Linked DNA regions of Homo sapiens: region 1 is linked to region 2. A link is a contact called in ENCODE Hi-C or POLR2A ChIA-PET data. All regions are on one chromosome and are shown on one strand. Each heading gives the region's core, a stretch centred on a gene start or an enhancer-like site at or near the end of the contact. The rest is flanking DNA. Distances are from core to core; before and after follow the strand shown. Region 1 has its middle 77 kb from the start of RGS6. Region 2 holds the start of RGS6 (regulator of G protein signaling 6).

The links. A loop is a pair of places that touch in the nucleus more often than their neighbours do. ChIA-PET counts read pairs that join two places held with the same protein, here RNA polymerase II (POLR2A). Pooled maps may share reads with other maps.
Region 1: a map of GM12878 shows a loop between it and region 2 (2.1-fold over the local background). The contact joins the enhancer-like site here to the promoter of RGS6 in region 2. A Hi-C loop is called at or near these places in 2 of 168 maps with a recorded cell type or tissue (GM12878 and mammary epithelial cell) and 2 of 50 pooled maps. POLR2A ChIA-PET finds 5 or more read pairs at or near these places in 1 of 52 experiments (B cell).

The regions. Positions count from the first base shown.
Region 1 is chr14:71,853,749-71,858,030 of GRCh38, reverse strand. No RefSeq gene overlaps it. Among named protein-coding and RNA genes, the nearest start is that of RGS6, 77 kb to the left of the region's middle. RefSeq lists an enhancer at 1,700-1,769. Within about 2 kb of position 1,695, at least 2 of the 41 ENCODE cell types and tissues checked have a DNase peak (open chromatin) inside an H3K27ac peak, as active enhancers do; they include GM12878, where a contact is called at or near this core.
Region 2 is chr14:71,930,613-71,934,601 of GRCh38, reverse strand. It overlaps RGS6 (regulator of G protein signaling 6), which reads right to left and starts at 2,173. Exons shown (of 18, transcript NM_001204424.2): 1 at 1,661-2,173. LOC124903404 (translation initiation factor IF-2-like) reads right to left here and starts at 2,676. Exons shown (of 2, transcript XM_047432046.1): 1 at 2,577-2,676; 2 at 1,712-2,433. The coding sequence starts at 2,676. The coding sequence ends at 1,712. RefSeq lists silencers at 1,925-2,084, 2,105-2,384.

The sequences.
Region 1 (4,282 bases), core at 446-2,945, 76 kb after region 2:
GCTTTTTAACTTGCATTTTTGTTTTATAGGTTCTGTGTGATTTACGCTTTAAAGAGTTTCTGTTTGTATGTGTTTCCAGGATTTGTTTGAAGATTTAGAGCTCCTTTTAGCAGTTCTTATAGTGGTGGCTTGGTAGTGGCGAATTCTCTCAGCATTTGTTTGTCTGAAAAAGACTGCATCTTTCCTTCATATATGTTGCTTAGTTTTGCTGGATACAAAATTCTTGGCTGATAATTGTTTTGTTTGAGGAGGCTGAAGATAGGGCCCCAATCCCTTCTAGCTTTGCAGGGTTTCTGCTGGGAAATCTGCTGTTAATCTGATAGGTTTCCTTTATAGGTTACCTGAGTGTTTTTGTCTCACAGCTCTTAAAATTATTTTCTTTGTCTTAACTTTAGATAACCTGATGACAATATGCCTAGATGATGATCGTTTTGCGATGAATTTCCCAGCTGTTCTTTGTGCTTCTTTTATTTGCATGTCTAGGTCTCTAGCAAGGCCAGGGAAGTTTTCCTCGATTACTCCCCCAAATATGTTTTCAAAACTTTTAGATTTCTCTTCTTCCTCTGGAACACTGATTATTCTTAGGTTTGTTCCCTTAACATAATCCCAGACTTCTTGGAGGCTTTGTTCTTATTTTCTTATTGTTTTTCTTTGTCTTTGTTGGATTGGGTTAATTCCAAGACCTTGTCTTCGAGCTCTGAATTTCTTTTTCTACTTATTCAATTCCATTGCTGAGACTTTCCAGAGCATTTTGGATTTCTATAGGTGTGTCCAATATTTCCTGAAGTTTTGGTTGATTTTCTTTATGCTATCTATTTCCTTGAATATTTCTCCCTTCACTTCTTGCATCGTTTTTTGTATTTCCTTGCATTGGGCTTTGCCTTTCTCTGGTGCGTCCCTGATTGCTTGATAAGTAACCTCCTGAATTGTTTTTCAGGTAAATCAGGGATTTCTTCTTCTTGGTTTGGATCCACTGCTGGTGAGCAAGAGTGATTTTTGGGGGGTGTTAAAGAGCCTTGTTTTGTCATATTACCAGAGTTGGTTTTCTGGTTCCTTCTTATTTGGGTAGGCTCTGTCAGAGAGAAGGTTTAGGGCTGAGGGCTGTTGTTCAGATTCTTTTGTCCCATGGGGTGTTGCCTTGATGTAGTACTCTTCCTCTTTTCCTATGCATGTGGCTTCCTGTGAGCCAAGCTGCAGTGATTGTTATCTCTCTTCTGGGTCTAGCCACTTAGCAAGTCTACCCGGCTCTGGGCTGGTACTGGGGATTGTCTGCACATAGTCCTGTGATGTGAATCATCTATGGGTCTCTCAGTGTGGATACCAGTACCTGTTCCCATGGAGGTGGCAGGGGGTGAAATGGACTCTACGAGGTTGTCAGCTTTGGTGGTTTAATGTTCTATTTTTGTGCTGGTTGGCCTACTGCCAGGAGGTGGTGCTTTCCAGAAAGCATCAGCTGTGGTAGTATTGAGAGAAAATGGCAGTGGGCGGGGCCTTAAAACTCCCAAGAGTATATGCCCTTTGTCTTCAGCTACCAGGGTGCATAGGAAAGGCCCATCAGGTCGGGGCAGGGCTAAGCATGTCTGAGATCAGACTCTCCTTGGGCAGGTCTTGCTGTGGCTGCTGTGGGGTATGGGGGTGATGTTGCAAGGTCAATAGAGTAGTGTACCTAGCAGGATTATGGCTGCCTCTGCTGAGTCATGCAGGTTGTCAGGGAAGCGGGGGAAAGCCAGCAGTCACCAGCTTCACCCAGCTCCCACGCAAACCGAAGGGCCGATCTCACTCTCACCGTGCCCCTTCTAACAGCATTGTTTCTCTGCTCAGTTACACTACTATTGGCTGTTCTGGAAATCAGCAAACCAGTCAAATATGTTGTGTTCAATAGTTCCCTGGGGTTAGCAGACGTGGGCACACCTTAAAAACACAGTCAAGGTTGTCTTCAGCAACCTGTACCAGTCCTTTCTCTCTTCTGGTCCATCTGAAGTAGGTATTTTGTTTACAAATATTTCTCCAGCATCACACTCAGGAAATCTAAGATTAAATAAAAACTAAAAAGATGGTATTTCTGAAACATATTTCCTATAACATGTCCATCAAACAGAGAATGAAGAAATTGGAAGGATGAAAATGGAAGGAGGGATGGGGCATCAGTTGAGACAGAATGGGGGGTGGTACATTTTATGAATCCTCATTCCTACAAAATGAACCGCAAAGGCAGAGGCTTCTGTGTCTCTTGTATCTCCCCACATGCCCATCATGCTTTTTAAAAATCAGGCATTAAGAATTTGGGAATAGAAGGGACATTCATTTATTAAACATCATCTAAAATCAAGAGTCTAATCTTTAAAAACCTTCTTCAGTGGAGGGAGCTCACAGCCCTCTGACATGGGGGGAAGCTTATCTTCAGGCACACAAAATGGCAGAGGCCAGCAGGGGGCAGCAGCACAGCAGGAATATTGAGGCAAGCCTGGGGTATTGGGATGCAGCCAATGAAAAGTTGGCCAACAGGAAAATCATTGTCCTCTGCCCTTGGAAGAGCTTGATTAGAACCTGGAGCTTCACATAATAATCAAGATAAGAAATTTGGTGAAGTTCAATTTTCTTTTAAATTTTTGTCATGAAAAATTTCAAACACACACACACAGAATTAAAGAGAAAAGTATAGTGAACCAATATGTCCATTCCCCAGATTCATCATTATCAACATTCTGCCATACTTCCTCACCTGAACCTATTTTCTTTCTTTCTTTCTTATTTTAGAGACAATTGGAGTTTTAAATTTTAAAGTGTGTGTTCTTTCAAGGTGAGATTTGGTGAGTAGTCAAGCTCTAGTATAGTCCCACACTGCCATGAAGGACGTAAGCTCCTTTTATCCTTCTGCTCTGACACCCTTAGGTTACCTCATGGTGGCAAGATGGCAGCTGCACTTCTGGGAATCACATCCACATCCCAGGCAGAAGGCTGGGTGTAGTGGCTCATGCCTGTAGTCTCAGCACTTTGGGAGACCAAGGCGGGCAGATCACTTGAGATCAGGAGTTCAAGATCAGCCTGGTCAACATGGTGAAATCCTATCTCTACTAAAAATTCAAAAATTAGCTGGGCCTGGTGGTGGGCGTCTGTAATCCCAACTACTCAGGAGTCTGAGGAGGGAAAATCACTTGAACTCGGGAGGCAGAGTTTGCAGTGGGACTCCATCTCAAAAACAAACAAACAAAAAAACAACCATTCCAGGCAAAAAGAAGGAAGACCCAGGTTAAAAGGCAAATGTTAAAAGGCTACTTTCAGCATGAGAGAAAAAGACAGGGTGCTGGGGGAGCAGTAAAATTCAGGGACCACCACATGGAAATTCTAATTCAGCACCAAACAAATGTGAAGCTCAGAGGTAAGATAAGCTTAAAAAGCCACCTATGAAATAGGAGAGAATACTAGGAAGTCCAGCTCAGGAAAAATGCAACTGACATTTGTGTATCACTTCTTATAGCTTGCGATGAGATCAAGACTATACATGTTATCTCATTAAATTTGTCACAGCAACCCAATCGAGTAGGTTAAATAATTTTACAGATGATGAAATGAGACCTCAAGAGACCTCGTAACTTTCTCAAGGCTACAGAGCTGGTAAATAGTGGGTCCAAAATGATCTGCTCCTTATTGTCCTAATTTCCTTATTACTGATTCTTTCAGAGATATAATATGTGTTCCTCATGAAAAAAATCTGTAATCCTCACCATCGAAGGCCACTACTGCATATACTTGATTCCAAACCAGGAGCACAAAGGTGCGCATTCTTCTCGGGTCCATTGCAGTACACTGTTCAGCAAGCTGCAGTCCTAGCTGCGCCTTTAGTACGGGGGAAGCGGGGGTCCTGGATGAGGGTCTGGGCTGGGATGAGAGACCCTCATCCCCCAGCTCAGACACATCTGCTTTAAGAAATGGCTCACGCCTGTAATCCTAGCACTTTGGGAAGCCGAGGCTGGTGGATCATGAGGTCAAGAGATTCAGACCATCCTGGTCTACATGGTGATACCCCGTCTCTACTAAAAATACAAAAAAAATTAGCTGGGCGTGGTGGCGCATGCTTGTAGTCCCAGCTACTCGGGAGGCTGAGGCAGGAAAATTGGTTGAACCCGGGAGGCAGAGGTTACAGTGAGTCAAGATAGCACCACTGCACTCCAGCCTGGTGACAGAGCAAGACTCAGTCTCAAAAAAAAAAAAAAAAAAAGAAAGAAAAAAGAAATGGAGTAAAACTTCCTTGAAGCCACTGCTCTTCCGCTCTTTCCAATAA
Region 2 (3,989 bases), core at 924-3,423:
ATAAACATTTCTGCCACAAAAGCATTGTCATAATGTTTCACTTGATAAGATGAATTTATTGCTTCAAAGAAAATCTAGTCTTGTTTTACTGAAACTCTCAGCAATATAAATTCAGTGAATGTTAACTGAAATTCCTTAAAGAAAATCAGAAGTAAAGTTAAGATCTGCCAGAATAAATATATAAAAGGAAACACTGGTGGCCTCTCTCCTTCATCACAATACCTCCCAACAGCTGACATTTATAGAACTTGCAGACTCTTTCAGGAAAGGATGAGTTATTGGGAATAGACTCTCTCTACATATATATAGTTTATGGTGCATGAGATCATATTTACAGGACAATTTAGCTTAAGAGTGGTACAATATCAAAGAACTTAGAATTTATCATCTATAGCATGCGAGATTTGGCTTGCAAAGGTTTCTCTCTCAAGAGTCTCACCAAATGTCCCTCAGCCCTCTACTTTCCTTCACAGAGTAGTCCCACCCATTGAAAAAGTGATAAATTAAGAATAAAGAATATACATCTTACAGAAAGTTTCCCACCATAGTCCCAGTTCCCACTCTATGTAATTACCTATTTGCCTATGAAAATTGATATGTAAGAGCCGTGTTGTCAACACATTTAACTAAACCTAACAGTTTCCTTTCAGTCTTAACACTTTTTGACAGACCATACACACACAAACTTGTAGCTCATTCTCTAACTCCATTTTGATACTTACAAGCCCAGTTCTTCCATCTCTCACCCTCCCTGGAAAGAAAGTCCAGTGGAAGTTTTACCTAAACTTGATTATTTTTGCGTTTTTCTTTGGGGTTGTTAAAGGTATTGATCAGAACTCACCTCCCAAGCATTGATAATCCCAAGCCGACGAGACCCCAAATATCTTCAGTTTGTAACATAGAAATGCTACTGGTCTCAATGACAGAGAAGGAAAATAACGTTCCTACTCCGTCAAATTAAGAAACAAAAATGAAATACAGCAGCTTTCATTCTGAACAAAACTAAATTTTCTGGGTCACTTTCCCTGTCTCACTGGGCCACTTCTTTACGCAGCCTGCTGGTGACTGTAAACACGGTCTCTTCACTCCTCACGCAACCAGTTCATTTGTCATCCTCTCCAAGCGAATAGCCACCGCTTCCTTTGCTAGCGCAGTTCCCAAACAACAAACCTCCCCACCCGCCCCTGCCCTCCACACCTCACCGCGGAGACTCGCTTTCTTTTCTTCCAAACCACAAATGGGCGAGCTTGTTCAGGGAAAAAGTTAATGAACGCCTGATTAGAGGCAAAGCTGCCCTACCTGCGATCACAACATCGGAAGACTGGAAGTATCTAAAAGCGCCATCCTCTGCGCTCTCGTCCCCGTCGGTGTGCGCTTCACACCCAGAAACCCAGGAACATGATTTATATGCAGACCTGCACCCATCCCACACAAGTCCACACGCCAGCTTGCCTAACCACTTATGTAAGCTCGTGCTTCCACAGTCCCAAACTGCAGACACACACACACGGGCACCTGTCACGCATCTGAAATGGACAAGCACCCACACCCAGGAGATGAAATCAACACATATTAATGGGGTGGGGAGGGAGGATACTGTTTTAAACCATGTTTTTCCCCCATTTGTTTCTTGCCCATTTTTTATCACAACTACAATTACCTTAGCAACCAAAGAATTGCCTTGACTCTCCCTCTGGCTCCAGAATTTTTCCTAAAGCCAACCTTGCGCCAGGTTCATGATAAAGCTGGAGAAGCCCAGGGAACCGGGGACCGGCAGCCTCTTGGGGGCGGAGGGGAAGTCTAGTCCGTCTCCGCGCCGCTCCCCACAGCCTCGCCTCCTCTTTCCGAGTTTCCGTGGTGGCGAGCGCAGGGGCTCAGCGAGCGAAGAGCGAAGCCCCGGGCCCGCGAGGACGCGCGGCGGGTCGCATGGTGCCGGGACTCGGGGCGCACAGGGTGTCCCCGGCGCGCTCCGGGCTGGCCTGGCTCTCCGCGCTCCCAGGCGTTCGCCGCTTGCCCGCCTCTGCCCGCCCCGGTCGGCAAGGGTGCGCGGAGGTCTGTCCGTTCCCTCGGCGCCTGGCGGCTCCGGCGGCTGTAGGAACGCGGCGCCCAGGCGGAGCTCTCGCCGCCGAGCAGGGCCGAGCGCGAGGAGCTGCCCCAACTCGCGAAGCCGTTCAGCTCCGCGGCCCGCGAGCTGCTGCAGCGGCGCCCGCTGTCGGATGCCGAGCGGAGCTGCAGCCCCGTGCCCCGCGCACCTGGGCGCCGGCACCTGGGCCCCGGCACCTGGGCCCGGACCGCGTGCTGCAGGGAGGGGCCGGCGGGCGGGGACCGGCACCTGAGCGCGTCCCGCGGGCGCCGCCGCACGGCTCACCTGTTCCCAGAGCCGCGGAAGGCGCAGACCGTGATTTGCTCGAGGAGGAGAAAACCTAGAAATGCCTCATCCTCAAGAAGCCGCCGAGAAAACCGAGAGACTGGCTCGACCGGGCGGAGGCTGCTTTCGTCAATTCCAAACTGGCCCGGTCCGGAAACTTCAGCGGCGTCAAGGTTCTCTTAGGGATTCCCGGCCCGGGGTGAGGTGCCCGGCGGCTTCTGAATCTCCCTCACTGACGTGTTGCTGGCGCCCTCTAAATTAAAACGGGACACCGCGACCGTCAGCGATATTGTTCCTAACCTCGTCATTTTTATGTATTCAACATGCACACCACACGCTGCATTTGGAATATTACAGGATGATTCCTATCTGGAACACTACAAAAGAACTTTCGAGAAAAGTAACTCTCAGATATTCTTGGGGGAAGCAGAAAAAAGTCGAAGACAGAAAATGAGAAAGTAACTTGAACTGATGCCTTTCTTTAACGTGGGAGTTTTGAAATGCGATGTGTACTTAGATTCAAAAAGCTGCAGGTGGAAATAGGACAAGATCACTAGTGCTGGACGGTAACCGTGGGATTTGTGTGCAATATCAATGCTATCAATATCAAGAATAAATTTGAGATTTAGTCCTGAATTGTAGTATGTCACCAGAAAAGGGGAAAAATACTTGAAATAAAATACCTAAATGCCTTTAACGATGGATGACCTGGACTCCTCATTCACATGGGTCCAGAAGTTAAAGAGTAAAGTCTCCTTCCCAAATTGTGTCTTTTCCCGCCATTCTACATTGATTAATGGATGTATTCATTCTTTCCTTCAATAGACAAATAGCACCTGCTCTGTGTTAGACCCTCTTCTAACATTAGAAATGGATAATAAAGGAAGCAGTCTCTGCCCTGAAGCCTTCACGTCGAATGGGATAACACACAAGCAGACATGTGTGTTATGGTAGGCTTAGTACACAGAAAGGCGGGGGGTGGGGGGAAACCTGCAACCAAGAGAAACCATACCCAGCCTAGTGAGGAAAATAGAATTGTAACAGATGTCCCAGTTGTTTATTAAAGCTGAAATATAAAATCTTTCTTTCCTCAGGCTCAATACTTGGCTCAAGCCGGTTGTGGAGCTGGCTGTGGCCGTTTGTCACAGTTAAAGAATAGGCTGTACATGGAGCGAAAGGTAGCAACTAGGGAAACTTCCGCTTTGAGGAGCTCTGCTTTTTTTTTTTTTTTTTTTTTTTTTTTTTTTTTTTTTTTTGAGACGTAGTTTCCTTCTTGTTGCCCAGGCTGGAGTGTGGTGGTGCAATCTTCGCTCACTGCAACCTCCGCCTCCCAGGTTCAAGCGATTCTCCTGCCTCAGCCTCCCAAGTAGCTGGGATTACAGGTGCCTGCCAGCTAATTTTTTGTGTGTTTTCAGTAGAGATGGGGTTTCACCATGTTGGCCAAGCTGGTCTCAAATTCCTGACCTCAGATGATCCACCCGCCTTGGCCACCCAAAGTGCTGGGATTACAGACTTGAGCCACCACACCCAGTGGGAACTCTGCATTTCTGAGGCTAGCAGCTCCTTGAGGGCCAAGTACAGCATGAAGGAATAATACTGTGGAAGTATAAACAGCAGGCTC